Linked DNA regions of Homo sapiens: region 2 is linked to region 1. A link is an interaction called in ENCODE POLR2A ChIA-PET data of the cell type or tissue named here. Cell type or tissue: GM12878. All regions are shown on one strand.

The links. Peaks named below come from ENCODE experiments on the same cell type or tissue, not always from the same donor. Only the 100,000 strongest peaks of a DNase experiment are listed, where the experiment ranks them.
Region 2: POLR2A ChIA-PET joins it to region 1 with 8 read pairs; 2 of 35 experiments call an interaction of 5 or more read pairs at or near these places.

The regions. Positions count from the first base shown.
Region 1 is chr6:82,399,466-82,403,465 of GRCh38, forward strand. No RefSeq gene overlaps it. Among named protein-coding and RNA genes, the nearest start is that of TPBG, 38 kb to the left of the region's middle. In GM12878, no CTCF peak of the experiment used is centred here; no DNase peak of the experiment used is centred here.
Region 2 is chr6:82,064,693-82,068,692 of GRCh38, forward strand. The region is part of intron 2 of LINC02542 (long intergenic non-protein coding RNA 2542); the gene reads right to left. The region is part of intron 2 of LOC107986617 (a long non-coding RNA gene); the gene reads left to right. Among named protein-coding and RNA genes, the nearest start is that of LINC02542, 35 kb to the right of the region's middle. RefSeq lists an enhancer at 2,350-2,429. In GM12878, no CTCF peak of the experiment used is centred here; a DNase peak (open chromatin) is centred at 2,469; H3K27ac peaks cover 418 bases.

The DNA of each region.
Region 1 (4,000 bases):
ATTGGAAAACTGTTATCTGATTCAGTAATCACAGTATTGACTATTATGTTTGAACTTAAGTGTGCTGAACCAAAAAAAGGTTTTAATTTAATGAATATAATCTGTATGATGGTGGAAGATAGCTTAATAGTAGATCACATGTCAGACTTAATGACAAAAATAAAAAAATTAGCCAGGCCTGGTGGTGCGTGCCTGTAGTCCCAGCTATTCGTGGGAGGGGGGAAGTTGGGGGGTGAGAGAGGAGGATTGCTTGATTCCAGGAGGTGGAGGCTGCAGTGAGCCATGACTGTGCCACTGCACTCCAGCCTGGGTGACAGAGTGAGACCCTATCTCAAAAAAAAAAAAAACAAAAAAAAAAAACAGGCAGAAAATAGGTGTTGCCAAGGATGTGAGGACATGGAAAAGTTGGAACCCTTGTGCCCTGCTGGTGGGAATGGGAAATGGTGTAGCTACTATGGAAACAGTATGGTGATTCCTCAGAAAATTAAAAATACAACTACTGTATGATCCAGCAATCCCTCTTTTGGGTATATATCCAAAGAATTGAAAACAGAGTCTTGGAGAGATATTTGTGTACCCATGTTCATACCAGCATTATTCATGATAGCCAAGAGGTAGAAGCAAACCAAGTATCTTTTGACAGATGAATGGATAAACAAATGCGGTATATGTATATACCATGGAATATTATCCAGCCTTAAAAAGGAAGGAAGTCTTGTGATGTGCTACAACCTGGATGATCTTGAGGACATTATGCTAAAAATGTCGCAAAAAGACAAATACTCTTTTTCACTTATATGAAGTATCTAGAGTAGTCAGATTCATAGAAACAGAAAGTAAAGTGATGATTGCCAGGGGCTGAGGGGAGAAGAGAGTAAATTGTCATTTAATGGGTATAGAGTTTAGTTTTGTAAGATGAAAAATTCTAGAGATTGGGTGCACAGCAGTGTGAATACACTTAATACTACTACTGAACTATACATTTAAGAGTTGTTAAGATGGCAGATTTTATATTATGCCTTTTTTTTTTTTTTTTGAGTCAAGAGTGTCACTCTGTCACCCAGGCTGGAGTGCAGTGGTGTGATCTCGGCTCACTGCAACCTCTGCCGCCTGGGTTCAAACGATTCTCCTGCCTCAGCCTTCTGAGCAACTGGGATTACAGGTGCCTGCCACTGCGCCCAGCTAATTTTTGTATTTTTAGTAGAGATGGGGGTTTCACCATGTTGGCCAGGCTGGTCTTGAACTCCTGACCTCGTGATCCACCCATGTCAGCCTCCCAAAATGTTGGGATTACAGGCATGAGCCACCGCACCCAGCCTGTTATGCCTATTTTACCACAATTTTTAAAAAAGAGTTAGTGGATTGAGATACAACTCTGTTTGTCAAATTATAGTTAATTGCAATCATAGGTTGGCTATGGATATAGGAATTGAGCAAAAATCAACTAAAGCATTCTGTGAGAATCAGTTGGAATTTATAATAAAGTATATTGTATATTTTATTATCATTAGTAAACTGTGTGCTATATGTCCTTTATATTAGTAAAGTTTAGAATAAACTTACATACATATGTAACATATATAATATCGTATATTCTATATATAATATATATACACACACATACACACATATTCCCAACACAGAGCTGGTTGTTAATATTTACCAGCACACCACTGTCAAGATTGGGCTTTCTCTTATCCAGGAACTGAGATCCGCTCTGGTGGAAGGATCCCAGGTGGCCTGGGTTCGGGTTCCCAGGTTCTATGTCTGACTCCTCCACTTAACTATCTGTACGACTCTGGGCAACTTGCTTAGTTAGACTCTCAAGTGTTAGTTTCCTCTTCTGTTAAATGAGAGCTAGATTGAGTAATCTGTAAGATTTTCTGCTATTAAAAGCTATCACCAGCCAGGCGCATTGGCTCACTCCTGTAATCCCAGCACTTTGGGAGGACGAGGCAGGCAGATCACAAGGTCAGGAGTTTGAGACCAGCTTGAACAACATGGTGAAACCCCATATCTACTAAAAATACAAAAATTAGCTGGGTGTGTGCCTGTAATCCCAGCTACCCAGGAGGCTGAGGCAGGAGGATTGCTTGAACCTGGGAGGTGGAGGTTGCAGTGAGCTGAGATTGCACTACTGCACTCCAGCCTGGGTGACAGAGATAGACTCCGTCTCCAAAAAAAAAAAAAAAAAAAAAAAAAAAAAAAAAAAAAAAATGACTATAGCATTGTAAATTCCGTGAAATGAGGGGCTGTTTTTTATCTTTGCATTTACATAAGCACGTAACATAGTTCTTTGCACACTCAATTAATGTCTGTCAAATTAAGTTGAATAGCGTTTTTCTCAAAATGTTGTGGATTCTTAAATATAATAATAGCTAATATTTCCTGCCTTACTATGCACCAGCTGCTTTATCTCATGTAATTCTTTTAATTCTATGTGGTAGCTACAGTTACCGATTCCGCTTATACAAAGTAATTGAGATTTCCTGAGATGTCACATCTAATAAATGGCAAACTGAGATTCCAACTTGGATCTATCTCACTTCACAGAAACCCTCTTAACTACTATGCTACACTACTTTTTATCCAGAACTAAGATCTTCCCTGAAATGCTAATCATGGAGAATCCTTCTGCATGCCAGAAAGTGAAATGACAAATAAATCTTTACATTTATTCATTGCAACCCTGGAGGTGCTATCATCTGTGTCTCAAATTTAGTTTGCAGCAGGATCATCTGCAGTTCTGAAATGCATATTCCTGAGCCCCGCCCCCCGACCTATTCAATCAGAATCTCTAGGGGTGGTGCCACAAAGCCACATTTTTATTTTTTATTTTATTTTTATTTTTATTTTTTGAGTCGGAATCTCACTCTGTGGCCCAGGCTGGAGTGCAGTGGCGTGATCTCGGCTCATTGCAACCTCCATCTCCTGGGTTCAAGCAATTCTCCTGCCTCAGCCTCCCAGGTAGCTGGGATTACAGGTGTGCACCACCACACCAGGCTAATTTTTTTGTATTTTTAGCAGAGATGGGGTTTCACCATGTTGGCCAGGCTGGCCAACAACTGACTCCTGAGGTGCCCTCGGCCTCCCAAAGTGCTGGGATTACAGGTGTGAGCCACCATACCCAGCCAAGAAGCTACATTTTTATCTGAACTATCATTTTGATATGGGGAACCCTGGACCACATTTAAGAGAAGCACCAGCCAAGAGCAGGGACTTTCAAACACTTTTAACCACAACCTAGAGTTAAGAAAACATTTTATATTGTGACCCACCATTCATATACATGTGCCCACAAAAATGTGAACATTCTGATATTTTCCAACTCTATTCCATTCCATTGTACTTTTTAAAACTAATGGTCAAGTTTCATAAATTGATTTTATTTCCCATTAGTGGGTCACAATTTGCAGTTTATAAAATACTGACTTAGAAAGGTTATATTTGTACCATGTGCCTTCTTTTTTCCTGATTTAAGAGTTTGCACATTAGCGAGACAGAAAGTCCAGCTGTCATTCCTGTATACCTCAGTTAGCTCACCTGATTATTCCAGGCAGGGCTGGATTTACTCCTTATCCTCTGTTCCCAGAAAGAAAAGGATGAAGTTTTTTCCCTTGAAAGGGTTTTTGAAAGTGTCATTTAACTAGCGATTTCCGTTAGTCCCACCACTCCACCAATACGAGTTATGGCAGCTCTGTGTCCCATTAGTGAGCTCTTTCCCCTTCAGCTCTGTGGGACAGGCTGCAGGGCCCAGATCTCTCTGAGCATCTCCTACCTGGCACAGCACAGGATTTATTTAGCATTTGGCCTAGGGTTTGTCCCACTGTTTCAGAGTTTGCTACCATTACTGTAGTAGGTATGAATAATTTTTCAAGTGTAAGCTTGTGACTTCTTTTTTTGCTCCTGAAATTATTGATCAAGGGGATTTCTGAATGATTTTGTGTTGGATTTAGCTAAAAAGAGTTTTATTTTCCTCCTGCTGCTGAAATGATCTCAC
Region 2 (4,000 bases), 330 kb before region 1:
ATTTTATGTTTGCTAAAATACTATTTTCCACATAGTATCTCTCCCTTGAGCCATAGTTGATAAATAGGGCAAATATTGTTATTATTCCCATTTTATGGATAAGGAAAATGAAGTTCAAGGCTCAGTGTGTCCAGGGTAACAAAGGTAATAACTTGCATTGCCCAGATTCAAAATTTCTGATGGAAAATTAATTCACTATATTAATATTATAAGTTGAAATATTGTAAGCCTAAATATTGTAAGTTGAAAACGAATTTATTACATCTAAACTATCAAACATCATAGTTTAGCATAGCCTACTAAGTCACATGACTGCTTAGTAGATCATTTAATTTTCTCTGTATTTCTAATAATTTGCCTGACATGAAATAATCTCTCTCGTGATTCTAGTTTTATTCCTCATCCATTTACCAAAAGCCAAAGTGCTTCTTAGTGAAGTAGCCTAAAATATTATTTGGCAAATTTTTTTCTTGTTTGAATATTTTTATGTTTGATGCCAATTTTTCTTTGTTTTTAATCTGGCAAAACCTACCGATAGCTCCTCAGTGTGTTAAAACAAGTCCACTCAAGGTGGCTTACCTTTGCTCCCAGGTAATTAAAACAACACTATAATACCTGGGTCACCTTTGACTTTGTATTCAATGTCTTCATCTTGAAAGTTAGAAAGTTAAGAAAAAAGAGGAGGGGGCTACATGATGAATGTGAATCCAACTATACCGTGGATTTAGAGTCGTGCTCTGAAATCAAGCACAGTTTTCTTTAATAAGGAATATTTTAGTAGAAGAACTAAGGACTTCAGACTCTATACAACTTCTGAATTTTCCAGAATGCCTCCACTAACTTCTATTCCTTGGTGTTGAGCATGACCTATCTACTCTCCCAATCCAGCTGTTAATCTGACATAGTGTTTCCCAGCTCACCTAGAAATACGTCAAAAGCCATAGTTCAAAATGATACACGGATGCTCCTCGATTTATGATGGGATTACATCTTAATAAACCCATCATAAATTGAAAATATTGTGAGCTGAAATGCATTTGCTACACATAACCTATCGAACACCTTACTTTAGCCTAGCCTACTTAAATGTGCTCAGAACATTTACATACATTTGCCCAGCCTACAGTTGGGCAAAATAATCTAACACAAAGCCTATTTCATAATAAAGTATTGAATATTTCACATAACTTATTGAATACTATAGTAAAAGTGAAAAACAGAATGGTTGGATATGTGCTCAAAGGACAGTTTCTACTGAATACATATCACTTTTGCACCATCATAAAGTTGAAAAATCATAGGTTGAACCATCATAAGTGAGGGATCATATGTAATTGCTTTCAAAGAACATAGTACTACAGTGATTCAAAAAATGTCTGTGATGGTCCTAGAATAGTTGCTAAAATAAGTGTCAACTATTCTCGTTGATTAGAAAAATCTGCCATGTTTGGGTGACTTTTTAGAATTTGGAAACTGAGGTCTTTAATTCATAACAAATGGTGTTAGGTTTTTTTGTGTGTGTTTTTGTGTTTTGTTTTGGGTTTTGCTGCCATAAAAAATTATAGCAAATTTAGTGGCTTAAAACAATACAATTGCATTGTCTTAGAGTTCTGTGGACCAGAAGTCCAGTATGGGTTTTACTGAACTAAAATCATGGTGTTGGCAGACCATATGCCTTTCTGGAGGCTCTAGGGGAGAATCTATTTCCTACTCATTAGGGTTGTTGGCAGAATTCAGTTCCTTTTGGTTACAGGTTATAGGCTGAGGTAGTTGTTTCTTTGCTGGCTGTCAGCTGAGGGCTATTCCCAGCCTTTAGAGGTCCCATTCCTGCATCTTCAAAGCCAACACTGGTGGGTTGAGCCCCTCTAATATTGAATCTCTCTGACCTTCTCAATCTCCTCCACTTTTAAGGTCTCATGTGATTAGATTGAGCCTACCTGTATAATTTCCCCACTCAAATTCTGTAGCCTTAATCACATCTGCCAAGTGCCTTGTGCTCTGTAAGAAAACATGCTCACAAATTCCAGAGGTTAGGATGTGGACACCTTTGAAAAGCCATTAGTCTTTCTACTATGCCAATTTTACATATCCCTGGCTGAACGATAATTTCCCATATTGAAGAGAATAAGCTTATGAAAAGATTTGTGATAAATAAAATTTTATGACTGGTGAATGAATTTTACAGAACTTATGTTGAAATGTATTCTTTGCTTCATTTATGTTTCATTCTCATCTGCTACCAGTAGTCTATATGAAGAGATGAAAAAAATAAGTCAATGCTATGAGCTCACATTCACATGTTGAAGCCCTAAGCCCCAGTGTGATTATATTTGGAGATGGGGCCTTTGGGAGGTAATCAGGTTTAGATGAGGTCATGAGAGTGAGGTCTTCATGATGAGATTAGTGTCCCTTAAAAAAGAGATACCAGAAAGCAAGAGCTTGCTCTCTCGTGCGCACTCTCTCAGTTTCTCTTTCTGTGTCTCTCTCTCCTCCTCCCTTTCTCTGTCATGTGAGGACACAGAGAGAAGGCAGCTGTCTGCAAGTGAGGAAGTAGGCCCTCATCAGAATTCAACCACGCTGGCACTCTGATCTTAGACATCTAGCTTCCAGAACTATGGGAAATAAATTGTTTTTTGTTTAAACCACACAGTCTGTAATATTTTGTTTGGCAGTAAGAGCAGACTGAAACAGAAAAGTCGATATAAACAAAAGACATACATCCCCTATTTTCAATTTAAGGAAATGTAGTTTCACAATGGAGGTGGCATAACCCCTTTCAAAAAGCAATAAACTTTAGCTTCCATTAGATATCCTCTTATTTAATCACTGATTTTTACTAGGTAAGAGCAGAAAAATCTTACCTAACTATATTGAGATTTTCTAAAATCCACTATCACTAGAATGGCTTGAGACCTTCAAAATATTATTTATAATAATGATTGCCTCTTCTATATGATTATAGATCAGGACCCTGTCAAGTAGCAGTAATAATGTCAAGGAGTAATTTCTTTGAATGTGAAACTAAGGCAAACTATATAAAACTTGCACTAATTTTTAAGGCTTAACAATTAATTTCTCAGGTCAGGCATGGTGGCTCACACCTATCATCCCAGCACTTTGGGAGGCCGAGGCGGGCAGATCACTTGAGGTCAGGAGTTTGAGACCAGCCTGGCCAACATGGTTTGGTCTCTACTGAAAATACAAAAATTAGCTGAGCATGGTGACGGGTGCCTGTAATCCCAGCTACTTGGGAGGCTGAGGTAGGAGAATTGCTTGAACATGGCAGTAGGAGTTTTCAGTGAGCCGAGATTGAGCCACTGCACTCCAGCCTGGGTGAGAGAGCTAAGCTGCATCTCAAAAATAAATAAATAAATAATAAAATAAAATAAATTGATTTATCTTCTTCCACTGCACACAGAATAATTTTCATGAGTTTCATGCATGGAACAGTGAGGATGGCTAATAAACTGATTTATCTATGTGTTTCAAATTTTAAAATCTAAAAAATATTGCTTATTTATTTGCTTTTTTAAAGATCAGGGCGATCTGTCAATAACATGATGGCAGGATAAAAAGAATAAACACGCCTGTAATCCCAGCACTTTGGGAGGCCGAGGCGGGTGGATCACGAGGTCAGGAGGTCGAGACCATCTGGCTAACATGGTGAAACCCCGTCTCTACTAAAAATACAAAAAATTAGCCGGGCGTGGTGGTGGGCGCCTGCAGTCCCAGCTACTCGGGAGGCTGAGGCAGGAGAATGGCGTGAACCCGGGAGGCGGAGCTTGCGGTGAGCCGAGATCCCGCCACTGCACTCCAACCTGAGTGACAGAGCGAGACTCCGTCTCAAAAAAGAAAAGAAAAAGAATAAACACAAAGATAAAGATGTCCATTTTGTGGGCAGCCACAATGGCCTAATATCAGGGACCCAGGAAGGTCCTTTTGGTAGATAGTTCTAAAAATTATACATCAGTTTCTGTCTTTGGTGTACAACATGCCATTC